Regions from separate parts of the Homo sapiens genome. Here region 1 is linked to region 2. The links are chromatin loops, found by intact Hi-C in ENCODE. Cell type or tissue: heart left ventricle. All regions are shown on one strand. Region 1 overlaps DOCK9 (dedicator of cytokinesis 9). Region 2 overlaps DOCK9 (dedicator of cytokinesis 9).

What was found. A loop is a pair of places that touch in the nucleus more often than their neighbours do. Peaks named below come from ENCODE experiments on the same cell type or tissue, not always from the same donor. Only the 100,000 strongest peaks of a DNase experiment are listed, where the experiment ranks them.
Region 1: it touches region 2 in a loop (6-fold over the local background); 1 of 110 quality-filtered maps calls a loop at or near these places.

Annotation. Positions count from the first base shown.
Region 1 is chr13:98,874,430-98,879,429 of GRCh38, forward strand. All of the region lies in intron 27 of DOCK9 (dedicator of cytokinesis 9), which reads right to left. Among named protein-coding and RNA genes, the nearest start is that of DOCK9-AS1, 45 kb to the left of the region's middle. RefSeq lists an enhancer at 1,045-1,104. In heart left ventricle, no CTCF peak of the experiment used is centred here; no DNase peak of the experiment used is centred here.
Region 2 is chr13:98,825,004-98,830,003 of GRCh38, forward strand. It overlaps DOCK9 (dedicator of cytokinesis 9), which reads right to left. Exons shown (of 53, transcript NM_001366683.2): 42 at 4,640-4,753; 43 at 4,304-4,519; 44 at 1,827-1,884. Among named protein-coding and RNA genes, the nearest start is that of DOCK9-AS1, 4.6 kb to the right of the region's middle. In heart left ventricle, no CTCF peak of the experiment used is centred here; a DNase peak (open chromatin) is centred at 2,618.

The DNA.
Region 1 (5,000 bases), 49 kb after region 2:
ATGAATAAAGCTACTGTGCACATTTGCATTTAGGTCTTTACATGGATACATCTTTCATTTCTCTTCAGCAGATATCTAGACGTGGAACTGCAGGGTTGAATGAATGGTTCTGTCTGAATAATCTCCCTTACTCATTCATAATGCTCTCCATCCTCATCCTCAATCCCACCTTATCCTCCCAATGCCAGATCTTCATCAGCATCACCATAAAATGTCATTTCATATTATTGCAGTTAGAGAGCTAAACAAATAAATAAATCAAAATTTAAAATGTCTGGTGAATCTGTTCCACAGGCTATTTATACTTCAGGGGATAAGCAGACTTATTGATATAAAAGTTTCCAAGCCACTCTGCTAATCTTTATACTCTCTGTCATCTCGCCACTCCTACTAAAGAACCTACTGTACCTCTCTAGGTCTCTACCAGTTCATCTGCTGCTTGGCTTCACAGCTCCCCATAATCTCATCTTTGTTTCTGAGCTAATCTTGTTTTTCACTCTTTCCCCTCTAATCTCAATCTATCCAGCCTGAACTCTGCCCCAGCGGCCTTACCTGGGCCTGAGCTATTTCCTCTGCCTGGTACTCATTCTCCTATCCCTAGATTGTGGTATCCTGCAAGGCCCAGGTAAAGTTCCAACTGTATCCCCACATAAATCTATGATTCTTGAAGCTCACATATGCACCTTCCTGCACACTGCTCTAAATGTTCCAAGCTGAACGTTTTCTTTCTCCAGTGACTAGGTGAGCTTCAAGGTTAAGGGTTCACTCTCAACTCCATTTGCATTTTTCCTCAATGCTTTGCACATTACAAACAACTGTTCAAAACACTTGAGGGTGAATGCATACTAGCATACTGGTAGAATGCATACTAGCATTCTACCTATCACATATGTATAGTGTTTACAAATTTGGTTAAGGGGAAGTCCAAACAGTCCATTCAGACTATGAGCCACACCCTCCTTCTTTCACTTTCAAAAACAGTTCTTTTCTTTTTCAATTTAGCTAGAAAATGGTTGGAGGTTAAACAAGCAATGTCTAAGGGCATATATTCATCCTACCCTATGCTAGGTTTTCCAACCTCCTTTCTTCCAGTATACCTGTGGAATGCCAGCAATGTGCTTCACTCCATGTGGGAGGAAAGGAAATGCAAAAGCAGTCTGCTGAAATTACAGCTGCTAAATATACATGGTGGAAAAGAAACACCAACAAACTGTTGACCATAGGGGCAGAGAGTGAGGAGAGGACTCCTCCACAGACCTTGATGATGTCTGCTTTACATTTTTCTCAAATATCACTTGTACCCTCCAAGTACATGTCACCTATGAAACTAGAGTCTGGCACAGTCATACACAATCCATCCATACTTTGCAGGTCCATCCGCTGTAGTAAGGAAATTACTTATTTTAGATGCTAGTTCGAAGGGGTTCTGATTCACACCCTTCCTCAGTAAATGTAACAATGTACAGTTTGGTTGGCTGGGGACAAGAACATGGCCACTTCCACCTTCAGCAGGAGTGCAGCACTGGAAGTAAGCATAACGCTGTGCCATGTCCCTCCATGTAAATATGCATTGAATGGACTCACTCGACTACCACCAAGAATGACATAAATTGTACACTGAAAGCATCAGCTTAATACACAACATGCATGTGTAGCTATCCTTGAGTAGAACACTTTAATTGGCACTGAAAGCACTATCTGGCTGTTATGAATCCAGGGCCCAGGTGCTCCTACAACACTGGTGTGTGCCTCGTCATGACACTTCAAGAAAGGTTCCCTTGGCTGGGCGCGGTGGCTCACGCCTGTAATCCCAGCACTTTAGGAGGCCAAGGTGGGTGGGTCACCTGAGGTCAGGAGTTCGAGACCAGCCTGGCCAACATGGTGAAACCCTGTCTCTATTAAAAATATAAAATTAGCTGGGCGTGGTAGCGCATGACTGTAATCTCAGCTACTTGGGAGGCTAAAGCAGGAGAATCGCTTGAACCCAGGAGGTGGAGGTCGCAGTGAGCCCAGATTGCGTCACAGCACTCCAGCCTGGGCAACAAGAGCAAAAAATATTAAGGTCAGAATAAATTAATAATTTTGGTCTAAAAATATTAAAAACCCTAAGGGGATGAGATCAAAGTTTTGGAAATCACAAATGGTACAGGAATGGTGAATATTCATAAATTCAGAAGACTAAAACAAAGAATTAGGACATAAAATTCTTCAGATGTAAATAAGACAAACACAAAAACAACTAATTCAAACAGAAAACTCATTACTCTTAAGATACGAGACACACTGAATGAAGGCTTTAAGAAAATGTTAGAGGAGCTCTCAGCTCAATAATGTGTGATTAGGGCAAAGAACAGCAGGGTGTCTGCAGGGCCAGGGAAGCAGAAGCCAGAGAGGAGTGCTCTAAAAGTGAAAATGTTGAACCCTCAAGGTGGTAAGCAGGTGTTTGTGAATCTCTTTTTATAGTAAATTATGTTATGGTTAAGCTTTCTCCTGTGGGATACCAGAGTTTCCACTTAAGCACTTAAAAAACAAAAAACTACTTCTAAAAACTCTCTGAATATTGTTTTAGGGTCAAAATATAATTAACTTACAGAAAAGGTTGTGCATGGTAGCATTTGAGTGGTTTGTGTTAAGTTCCAAAAACAAACCATTTCCCAGAGCAAAGGTGTTGACAAATCATGTTATAAGGCTGGAAATGGCAGCACCTCTAGGAGAGGCCCACTGGGACTCTGCCACAAGTTCTTGGCTCTGCTCAGTTGTGTGACCCTGGGCAGGTCACTTCACAGTCTATGCTTCTGTCTCTACCTCTGTGAGGTAAGGGAGGAGCTGGAACAGAAGATACCTTTCAGGTCATTACCACCCTTAAAGTGCTATGGTTTAATTTGGCATCTTGAGAACAAACACATGCAAGTAAATTCCTTTACTTATTTTCTAATGCAATTCTCAGAAAGGTGTCACTGGCGCTTGATTTTGAATATCCTTGTATGTATTCCTGGAAGTGTTCGTTACCTCCCTGACCATCTTTCACGTGGTCTTCCTTGCAGTCATAAGGCAGAAAAGCCTTATGTTCATGTAGTTCCCTGAACTGTGGTGCTGGGTCCTAAGCTTTCCGCCAAAACCACTCTCTCTCCACCTGGTCCTCATTCTCCTTCTTCACCTAGCCAACTCCTGTTTACTCATCAGAACCCACTGCAACTGATGCCTCTTCCAGGTGGTCTTCCCAGATTCCCCACACTACTGAGCACTTTGTTCCTACCTCTTCAGAGCACTCGTCATGAGGTAGGGCAGCCACTGAACGAAATGCACACCTTCCCACCTGAACTCCTTGAGGGCAAAAACTGTGATGCATTGAACTTTGTAATCCTTGGCACCTCAAACATAGTAGGGGCTCAATGAATAGTTGCAGAATGAATTGGTTATATTTTGAATATAATCACGTTACCATTGCATTTAAGGGATGACGTTTATTTAGAGCCAAAAATAATAAAAAATCCACTGGCGCCTCGTCATGGGCTGACCTGTGCCCCCCTCGAATTCATATGTTGAAGTCCTAACCCCTAACACTTCCGAATATGGCTGCACTTTGGGCCAAGGTTTTAAAAGAGCTGATGAAGGTAATGTGAAGTCATTAAGGTGGTTCTTAATCCAGTATGACTGGTGTCCTCCTAAGAAGAGATTAGGACACAGACGCGCACAGAAGGCTGCATCTACAAGCCAAGGAGAGAGGCCTCAGAAGAAACCAGCCATGTGCACAGCTTGACCCAGGACTTTCAGCATCTCAATTGTTATAAAATAAATTTCTATTTTTTAAGCCACCCAGTCTGTGGTACTTTATTATGGCAACCCTAGCAAATGAACACAGGCTATAATCCTATTCTGTATATAACATGAAAAAATGTATAATTTACCATCTTTACCAGTTTTAAGTGTACAGTTCAGTGGTAATAAACACATTCATATTCTTTTTCTCCCCCATCACCTCCTCCCCTTCTTTCCCAGTCTCTGGTAACCACCAATCTATCTTCATCCAATCCACTTTTTTAGCTCCCACATATCAGTAAGACAACATTTTTTTTTACAGAAAAGTAATATATCTACATGATGTGTGTGTCTGCGTGTGCATGTGCACGCACACTTAGCTGCATACTGCCAAGCAGACAATCTGCTAGATTTTTCCTTGGCAGGCTGCTCTGGCATGATTTAGATGGAGCATTTCTCTGTAGAAGGCAGGGCCCACTTCCATCTGGCATCTCCCTATGCACTAAAATCAGAAGCTCTAAACTGGATTCAAAAGAGAGAGACAGAAAAAAGAAAAGGAGAAACCACCTGGCCAGGCCCAGTGTCTGCTTTACGGGAGGAAAAGGAGGGCTTTAGGCCTGAACCATCAACCTTCTGCCAGCAAAATCTAGCAGGCTTTTCCAAGGCTTCCTCGGAGAGCCCAGATCCCTTGTGCAGGAGGCCTAGATTCTGCCCCTCCCTCCCTATCCCCTCTCCTGCCTACAAGGATTGCAGCACAAGTGTTCATTGTGAGACAGGACCCAGCACCACCCGCTCCCTGCACAAGCTCCTTCTATAATACTTCAACCAGACCCTGCCTCCAAACAACTACACTACTTCACTGTCACAAGGACAACTCCAGGACTCTGCAGGTCTCAGAGGAGCCCTGGAAACTTCAAAATGAGAAAGTGACACTGCCACTTCTGTTTACTACATTGGAACTTTATAGAAACTTATCTACCTTGAGCCTCAGAGAGCCTGAGGTGGCCAAACACACCTCAGTGGGCACCAGTCCAGAGACAAGACCAGTCATCTCAGGGCTGAGTGCAGTGGGAACCAGGGGAAGCAGGGGGGACCCACGGTCAGAAAGGAACACACATCCAGGCTTCACCACAAGGGGATGCTGGGGCAGAGAAGAAATTTGAGACTGCGCATCTGCCCCAACGAGATGGATAATCTCAGAGTCTGTTGATTGCTTTTGGAGAACATGAGATTGGTGAGAT
Region 2 (5,000 bases):
TTCGTAGCCATAATGGTGAGCAGACAGGCTGCCTTAGCTGGTTCCCACCCCAGAGGCCCCGGGGTGGGTGGCTGGCTGCATCAACAGAGGGCATGGATGCCTGGGCACTCTGATTCTCCAAGAGGAAATGGTGTTAGCTTAGAGGCAGGATCAATGTCTGGGATAAGGATGTGTTTCTTAAGCAATGACAGCCCATTTGGGACCTTTCCTCGTCTTAGAGTCACTGGAAAACAGCTTTAAGTCAGTTGGACCACGTCAGCTATGCAAAATGATCAAGTGAAGAAGGGCATGAGATGTTCCACTACTCTATTTTGAGATAACTGTTCACAATAAAATAAAACAGAAGTAAAAACTTGAATTGAGACTTCTACATTTAGGGAGAAAGAGGAACACAGGGTATTCTGAAATCAAGCCTTGAAAACGGAGATCCTGAAGTCAGAGATTTTTCTGCTGCACATGATCCCAGGTTTCTACACTATTCATGGATTATCCAGCATCTGCCACTATCCCAGTTTAGTTTTTATTTTGTTATATGGAAACAAGAGTCTCCCATGAAAAGCATTAATCTAGGAACTTGAGGATACATTAACATACAAACTGTAAAATTAAAAAAACCAACCACCCATGCTCTAGGCTATATAGTACATTTCACCACATAACTCGGAGCCAATGGAATAACAAAAATGGTGGCCAAGGTGCTTTCCTCTTGTGCCCACAGGAATAGACCAGCCAACCAGAGAGCCACAGAGTAGGAGGGAAGGAGAGTGAAGTCTGTCCATGCAAAGTTAAAAGGGCAAATCCCCCACCACGGGAGGGCACGTGACCAGGGCAGGGGGTCCCCGGGGGCTGGGCTGATCCTCAGGCTCACCTCCCCGGCTCCTCCTCAGGCAGGCGCTATGGCTGTGGGGGAGAAGGGGCGGCTCCCACTGGACTGCTTCTAAACATGAGGAAATGCATCACCTGATAAAAGGTCTCAACAGGAAATAGTACCGGTATTAAATGAACATGGAGCCCTTTCAAAATTTTTCTCTTTGGGGCTCTGCTGTTTCATTCCAAATAGCCAGCTGCACCAGAAATATACAGTCTGTGGCCTCGGCATCTTTGGTTTCACACTATTTCTCACTTCGTACATCTATTCCTCATTAGCCCAGATCTGGTGCTGCTGTTTTCTCCCATGTAACTCACGCAGACTACCAGCTTTTCTAAGAACCTCAGTATTCTAAAAATAAATGTCACCATTTGGGGCTGTGCTGATTTTGAAGTGGAAATGAGCACCTGCTGTTTAACCAAAGGGAAACTGTGAAAGAATTCATGGCCTGCTCATCTGGGCACAAACGGAGAGTGCACAAATGAAGCGTCACTCCTCGCCCCCTCTCCTTCCTCTGGGAGATAAGGTTTCCATCAGAAAGGCTGCCTTCTTAGACAATAAAGCCAGCTGGGCTGCGTTGCAGAAATGCTGTCTGATAATCTCCCGTTACAACTTTTTGATTGCCTAAACATTCTAGTGGGAACTATCTTAAGGGAAAAATAGTATCTTCTTAGCTCTAGATTTGGCCAGATGCAAAACTCATTAGCTAGTTTTTGCAGAGTGAAGCTATCAGAGGAGGTTACATGACAACATGCCATCTACTTTTCTGTCTAGTCCTGGCAATTTCTGCTGTGCCCACCAATTCAAGCAAACATCACGCCAGGGGATAAAACAACGAATACACTTCACAAACACACAAATCCCCACCTTCCAATCTTCCTGAATGGCTCTCACTTGTCTGCTGCTTTGTGTGGTTTTATACTAATTAATTTCACAAAACATGAGAATAATTCCTTACCTTTCCGTGTGAGATATTCTGCCACTAGGGCTGTTACGTGGACATAGCACATTGCTGCCTATAATAGAAGACACATGCCTCAGAATCATCATTCATAACAGCAAGTCATAATGCTCCCACACAGACAGAAATCTAATCAATGTATGAACGTATATATTAGATCTCAATGCACCAGCTAGTATTTCTAATAGCTGATATCTTACCTTTTGAAGAGAGTGGAATCACTCACATAAGCTGAAAATTTGAAATTAATTGGGAGTTGAGATAAATGGCAGTAAATTTGCTAAGGCTTTTTTCTATATAGAATTATTACATTTGTAAAGTAAAAGATAAAAGCAGCATTTTCCTCTTACTATACCTAATACTTCTGCATCATTTCTCTCAAAGCGAAAAGAGGATGCTTTGAAGAAAACATGTGCTCCTCCCTAGATTCTGAGAGAATGGCTCAAATTTCAGGTGCTAATATATTTTTCGCTTGACTTAAAAATTAAGAGCAAGTTATAATTTTTTCCAAATATAAAATTCTAAATAAAAATCATAATTTAATCTCAAATAGGTAACATTATACGTATCTTAAATTGAAAGAAAAAAGAAATTTTTTCACCAAATTGCCATGGTGTTATAAAGATCAAAGACAGCTGTTAGAAGCGAACCCCCTGCAAGGTTCTAATGCATGCGGTTCTGTGCCTGTCAGCGGGGTGAGCGCCACCACGTGGTGCCCTCGTCTAGACCCTCACCCCTAGCTACTAGCCAACACACACCAGCAGAGGCTGCTCCACGTGCACGTGTGTCAACGAATGTTAGCAGCGTGGCATGCACTCTGATGTGTGCAGAGAGAAGTCTGTTGGAGAGTGGAGTTATGTACTGTCCAGTCCTCGGAGGCAGAGTTCATGCCTCCCACGTGTGTCCCTCTTGCAGTACAAAGCAGGGTCACATGCACTGAACAGGCAGGAAAGTACATGACGGGTTACTGAGCACACACACAAAACCAGACACGGCAAGGGCAATAAGAAATCTTATAAATTAGCTGCTTTCGTCCCTTATTCACTGGGTATACTGGGTTGGGTAGTGTCCCGCCAAAATTCATGGCCTCCCTGAGACCTCAGAATGTGATATTATTTGGAAACAGGCTCTGTTAGGTGTAATTAGTTAAGATGAGGTCATACTGGTGTGTGGTGGGCCCTAAATTCAACATTACTGGTGTCATAGACATATGGGGAAGGATGCTATGCGACCACGGAGGCAGGAACTGGAGGGATGTGGCTACAAGCCAAGGAACATCAAGACTGCTGGCAACACAAAGAGCTCAGGGACAGGCATGGAACCAGTTCTCCCCAAGGACATTCGGAGATGTGGCCCTGCTGCCACTGCAATCTTGGACTTCTGCCTCCAGAACTGTGAGAGGATACATTTCTGTGTGAAGCCACTCAGTCTGGGTACTTTGTTATGGCAGCCATGTAAAACTAATTCACAGAGGAACAGCTGAAGCTTAGTAAGTTCTTCCTTTCTTTTTTTGAGACCTAGGCCACATATGTCATTAAAGAATCTTAAATTCTTAGAATGATAGAAAAGTTACTTCTCTTAGTTATTCCTTTTTATTATGGCCAATGTGTGGTTTACATTAAATTTATAGTCAAAACTGTCACGTTAATGTGTACTTTTTAGCATATTGAGCTCCTTGAAAAATAAATATGTAAAAATAGTTAAAATTTTCAGACTTAGAGTATGTTTATTAATTCAAACAGTTATAAAAGTTTAAAAGTCAAAACTTGCTTGCTATTGTAATAATGTTGATCATAGCTAAACATCTCAGGCACAGACACTGAATGAGTTCTCCTAGGCGCACAGACTGCCTTACAGCCAATTGTTTTCTTCAATTCCCCATTTTACAGATGATGTCATTGAGCAATAGAGGGGTTAAAAAACTGGCTCAATGTCACAGAGTTAGTTAATATTGGATCTTGGATTCAAAGTCCAATATTACTTGTACTGGAGCCCACACACCCAACTCCCAGCCATGCAGTCTACATATTGAAACACGTCAGCTCTGCATAGAAGGGAATGCTGGAATACCTACTGCATCCACAAAAGGAAATGGACTACCCTACAGAGGAGAAAGCAACACCTGTCATTACCTTAAATAACAGGAGGAATTCATTTGATCATAAAATAGCTGAATTTTAGAACTACAGAGGAATTTTGATGTGTATTTTAATTAGCAGGAGACTGTATGAATAGGTTTAAGAGCTTAAACAATGCTCTTTGTTGACAAAAATAACCCCTTACAATTTGTTTTAAATTATTAAAATGCTCAGCTAACTATGAAGTCACCCTAAGCTTCATACTGTTTAAAGTTTTGCATACTTTTAATTGGTTTTTGATTAATGGAATAACTTTTCTCAAAACTGGCTTTTTAAGTGAATGGGGCCTCACTGGTTTTTTCAAAAACCCATTCAAGCGGCTGGCAGGGCTACTACCTCTGAGAGATCGCCATTTTTGACATGGATCCTGGCCATGCTGTCGAGCCACGTCTTCCTGAGCTCGGGCGTGCTGGCATAGGATTTGGCCAGGCTGTACTGGAGGTCCACCAGCATCTCTGGGTCGTTCTCATGCTCCTTCATCTGGGCGGTGGCCATTAGCACCGTGCGTATCCTTTTGGTTAAGTCCTTCACATCAGAGGAGAAGCTGGTGTGCTAAAACAAGGGTGGAAGAGGAAAGGACACATGGCTTCCTCTGTTTGCTGCCTGTCCACAAGCACCTCAGGTGCTGATGCAGAGTCTCAGGGTGAAACTAACATGGGCCAGGCTACCCACCTTAATAAGCCGGTCACTGTTGGCACAGTTGTTGATGATGGACAGGGACTGCTGGAATCTGGTTCCCCCAATGCCAACAACGTCTGCTATCAGCTGGCTGACAGATATGATGACCTTAGGGACACACAAACATGAGCAAATCAATTTACCTTCAAATGACTGCCCAGGCTGGGCTTCTGCGTTCAGTTAGGATGTGCCTAAGGACCCAGCAAAGTGGGGGTTGGGGGGTGCTTTGAGCAGGGGTCGCTCCGTGTAGGAAACAATGTCTGAGGTATTTTCTTCCCCTTTAAGAATAATTACAGAAAGTGATTCTGCTATCCTTAAAAAACACTGTTTGCAAAGCAAAATGCTGATCAGGAGA